2 separate regions of the Homo sapiens genome follow, and region 1 is linked to region 2. A link is a loop called in an ENCODE intact Hi-C map of the cell type or tissue named here. Cell type or tissue: mammary epithelial cell. All regions are shown on one strand.

What was found. Hi-C counts contacts between places; a loop is a spot of excess contacts. Peaks named below come from ENCODE experiments on the same cell type or tissue, not always from the same donor. Only the 100,000 strongest peaks of a DNase experiment are listed, where the experiment ranks them.
Region 1: a loop joins it to region 2, with 12 times the contacts of the local background. A loop is called at or near these places in 23 of 110 quality-filtered maps.

The regions. Positions count from the first base shown.
Region 1 is chrX:103,940,216-103,942,715 of GRCh38, reverse strand. It overlaps a transcript of TMSB15B not described here. Among named protein-coding and RNA genes, the nearest start is that of TMSB15B, 21 kb to the left of the region's middle. In mammary epithelial cell, a CTCF peak has its summit at 943 (motif pointing right); no DNase peak of the experiment used is centred here.
Region 2 is chrX:103,844,221-103,846,720 of GRCh38, reverse strand. No RefSeq gene overlaps it. Among named protein-coding and RNA genes, the nearest start is that of RAB9B, 13 kb to the right of the region's middle. In mammary epithelial cell, a CTCF peak has its summit at 1,457 (motif pointing left); DNase peaks (open chromatin) are centred at 130 and 1,290; H3K27ac peaks cover 1,168 bases.

The sequences.
Region 1 (2,500 bases), 96 kb before region 2:
TTCAACCATTATTTTTGTTTACACTAAAACTCAACAGTTAAGTTTTGCTGAAATTAAAATCTCAACAGTAATTTTGTGAAAAGAAAATTTCAGCATCTATTTCTGTGCATATTGATAAGAATAGTTAAGAAACTCTTGAGGAATAAGAATGAGGTGGGAAGACTTCCCCTATCAGATATCAAGACATTTATTAGTATTACTGTTACAGGTAATAAGGCAATGCTGTATTGGCACATGATTAGATAAATAAACTGGTAGAATAGAACAGACAGGTCAGAAATCTTCCCAAAAATATATGAACACTTGATATTTGACAGAGTTGGCATTGTAACTGAATGGGAGAAGAAAAGGCTTTTCAGCAAATGATATTGGGGCAATTGGATATTCATAAAGAAAACATTGGACCTCTATTCTCATATTCTACATGAAAATCAATTCCAAGTATATTAAAAACATAGATGTGAAAGTCAAAACCATAAAAATTTTAAATGTTATTATAGTATAAAGGAATATCTTCATGATATTGGGGTATAGAACGATTTCATTGAAAAGACACAAAAAGCACTTACCATAAAAAAGGATTGATAACTTCGGTATCTATCTTATAATTAGAATTTATGTTTATCAAAAGAAATCATTAAAATGGAAAAATAAGTGACAAAGTGGGGAGAGATATATGGAACACATATAAAGGAGAAAGAACTAAAATTAAAACAGCTTCTACAAATTAATTTGAAAAAGTTACACAACTCAACAGGAAAAAATGGCAAATGTCTTGAATAAATGCTTCACAAAAGAGGAAATACTAACGTTCAATAGGCATGTGAAAAGATGCTCAACATTATTAGTAATCAGGAAAATCAAATTATAAGATGCCATTTACACCCATTAGATAGGCAAAAATTAAGAAGTCTGATAATACCAAGTGTTGGCCAGCAGGTGGAGAAATGGGAACTGTTAAACCTGGCTAGTAAGGGTGTGAACTGGTACATGCCATTAGGAAAAGTTAGGCATCATCCAATTAAATTGAAGGTGCTCATATTCCATAAACCAGAAATTCTACATAAATCCCCTAGAGATATCTGTGTTTATGTACATTACCAAGAAAAATCATGGTAGCACTGTTTTGTAACAGTCAAAAATTGGATTTCATCTCACCCCAGTTAAAATGACCATTATCAAAAAGACAAAAAAATGACAGATGATGGCAAGGATGTGGAGAAAGGGGAACACTCATACACTGTTAGTGAGAATGTAAGTTGGTACAGACATTATGGAAAACGGTATGGGTGTTCTTCAAAAAACTAAAAATAGCACTGTCATTATGATTCAGCAATCTTGCTGCTGTGTATGTTTCCAAAAAAAAAATGTTTTAAACCGTATATTGAAGAGATGTCTGCACTCCTATGTTTATTGCAGCACTATTCACAAGATCCAAGTTATGGAATCAACCTAAGTGTCCATCAATCAATAAATGGATAAAGAAAATGTTGTATATGTACACATTTTAATAGCATTGAGCTATAACAAAGGAATGCGAGACTCCTGGGCAAGATGGCTGAATAGGAACAGCTCCAGTGTGCAGCTCTCAGCAAGACCAATGCAGAAGGTGGGTGATTTCTGCATTTCCAACTGAGGTGCCAGGTTCATCTCATTGGGACTGGTTAGACAGTGGGTGCAGCCCACGGAGGGCGAGCAGAAGCAGGGTGGGGTGTCGCCTCACCCAGGAAGCTCAAGGGGTGGGGGAACTACCTCCCCTAGCCAAGGGAAGCCGTGAAGGACTGTGCCATGAGGGACTGTGCTATCTGGCCCAGATACTAAGCTTTTCCCAAGGTCTTTGCAACCCAAAGACCAGGAAATTCCTTCAGGTGCCTACACCACACGGGCCCTGGGTTTCAAGCACAAATCTGGGCGGCTGTTTGGGCAGACACCAAGCTAGCCGTAGGAGTTTTGGGTTTTTGTTGCTGTTGTTGTTGTTGTTGCTGTTGTTGTTGTTGTTGTTGTTTTTCATACCCCAGTGAAGCCTGGAACACCAGTGAGACAGAACCATTCATTCTTCTGGAAAGGGGACTGAAGCCAGGGGGCCAAGTGGTCTTGCTCAGCGGATCCCAGCCTCATGGAGCCCAGCAAGCTAACATCCACTGGCTTGAAGTTCTTGCTGCCAGCACGAAAGTCTGAAGTTGACCTGAGATGCTCGATCTTGGTGGGGGGAGAGGGGATCTGCCATTACTGAGGCTTGAGTAGACGGGTTTTCCCCTCACAGTGTAAACAAAGCCTCTGGGAAGTTCTAACTGGGCGGAGCCCACTGCAGTGCCACAAAGCCACTGTAGCCAGATTGCCTCTCTAGATTCCTCCTCTCTGGGCAGGGCATCTCTGAAAGAAAGGCAGCAGCCCCAGTCAGGGACTTATAGATAAAACCCCCATCTCCTTGGGACAGAGCACCTGGGAGAAGGGGCGGCTGTGGGCGCAGTTTCAGCAGACTTTAACATTCCTGCCTGCT
Region 2 (2,500 bases):
GCTTCTCTTTAGCATATCTGAATCAGCATCACTACTCTTGCATTTTGGAGCCTTTATTAAGTAAAATAAGGATGACTTGAACATAAGCACTGTGATGCCTGAGATGACTAAGTGACTAGCAGGCAGGTAACATATAGTGTGGAGATGCTAGACAAAGGAATCATTCATGTCCCAGGCAGGACAGAGTGGGATGATGCCAGATTTCATCACACTCAGAATGGTATGCAATTTAAAGCATATGAATTGCTTATTTCTAGAATTTTCCATTTAATATTTTCAGACTGAAGTTTATCACAGATAACTGCAGCCACAGAAAGCAAGACCACAGATAAGGGGGCACTGCTTACCACATTTTGTTTATCCATTCACCAATTGATAGACATGTTGTTTTCATCTTTTGGGTATTGCCGCTATTTATCTCCATGTACAACTCTTTTGTGTGTACAGGTTTTCATTTCTCTTGGCTGTGTAACAAGGAACGGAATTGCTGGGTCACATTTTGAGAAATTGCCAAACTGTTTTCCAAAACAGTTGCTCCATTTACAATTCCATCAGCAGTTATGAAGGTTCTCATTTCTTCACATCGGTGTCAGCACTTGTTATTGTCTGTATCTTAGCCATCCTAAATAGCCATCCTTAACCATGAGGAGTGAGGTGGTATCTCATTATTGTTTGATTTACATTTCTCTGTTGACTAATGATGTTGAACATCTTTTTATATGCTTATTAGCTTTTGTATACTTTGGAGAAATGTCTATTCAGATCTTTTAACAATTTTTAATTGGGTCAGTCTTCTTTTTATTGTTCAGTTACAAGAATTATTTATATATTTTGTATACAAGTCCTTTATGAGATCAATGATTCACAAACATTTTCTCCTATTCTGGAGACTGTCTCTTTTCTTGATGATGTACCTTGAAACACAAAAGCCTTATATTTTGATGTCTCATTTTTCTGTTTTTTCTTTTGTTGCTTGTGCTTTTTTGTGTTATGTCTAAAAAACTATTTCTTAATCCAAGATCACAAACATTTACTCCTATGGGTTTTTTTTTTCTAAGGGTTTTAAAGTTTCAGCTCTTACATTTAGGTCTATGACTCATCTGAGTTAATTTTTATTATGTGGTGTGAAAAAAAGATTCCCCAACTAGTGGCTGCAAGCCAGCTTGCCCTATCTCTCAGGTTCAGGACTTTTCTTCCTGGTAGCCAGCCAGCTTTTTTTCCTGGTAGATTCCTATTGCACACAATTGGCTTTTTCTCATTACTAACACTAAATCTCTTTTTCATAACTTACATTGTCAAAATATTACTCAACTAAAACCTGATGACCTTGGGTTTTTCGTTTTGTTTTGTTTTCAGAGGAATGAAAGAAAAAATCCCTGAAGCTGATTGCGGCTGCAGTACATCCTTCCAACTTGGAGGAGAAATGGTAATAAAACAGCTTACTGCTGCCACCTGCCGTCAAGCATGGTTCAGACAATAACTGTCGCCCCAGAAGTTAGTGGCCAGGCTTAGCAAACTTAAACACTTTGGGAATAGGGTAAGCAGTAGGAGTGAGTAAAAGGTGCTGGTTAGGAACTATGTTGAATTGGCTAGCACCAGCCCAAATAAAGTAGGCAATAGCGCCTTACCTCCAAAGGATTATCACAGCAAGGGAACACTGGTCCAGTAAGAAGAGATCTTGAGGTGTTTTGTTTTTGTTTTTGTTTTCTTTTTTCAAGATAATTCAGAAGTCTACATTTTCAAAAAATGAGCTTTCCCAATTTTTAACTGACAATTTAAACAATGTAAGGGTCATGAGACCAAGCAAAGCAAGTCTCTAGGATAACAGTTTCCAACATCTCTTTCTTCTGAAACAGTCCCAAGGACTGTTTTAATAAATATGGGAGTCAAAATTAGAAGCTACTTGCTCTGATGAAGTTGAAGTGACATTAGTGGTGGCCCAGCATCTTCAGGCTGTCTGACTTATTCTGCAATCTGAAGACCTGGGCTTCTTTTGGGGTAGGGACCAAGTCTTCTTCACCTTTGTATCCCCATCAGTGAGTGTATTTCCCAGGGGAAGCAGATGCTCAGTCAACACAAGATAGATGAACAGGTTTGTGCTTTGGCCCTGCCACAGTACAGCTATATGACCTTGGGTGAATCAGTTAGCTTCTCTGAGTGCCCATTTCATCATCTATAAAATGTGAGTTATGAGGCTCTTTTTTGGTGAAAGTGGTCTTTTATCAAAGGTGACTGGATAATGGAATGTTTACATTCTCCAAGAAGAGATTCTTGAGTATACACTGGGTTAACTGCAGCTGAGAGGTCCTCAGATTTCAAGAAACCAAATGCCATGCTAAAAAGAACCCTTATGAAAATCAGCCTCAGAATAATTTAACACAGACTGAAAGTCGAAGTGCTTCAACTTGAACATAAATGAGGGTAAATTGGATGATTAAGGCTAAGTCCACAACTTTGCCTTCATTCACTACTCAAAACCTTCTGCCTAATTAATTTTATA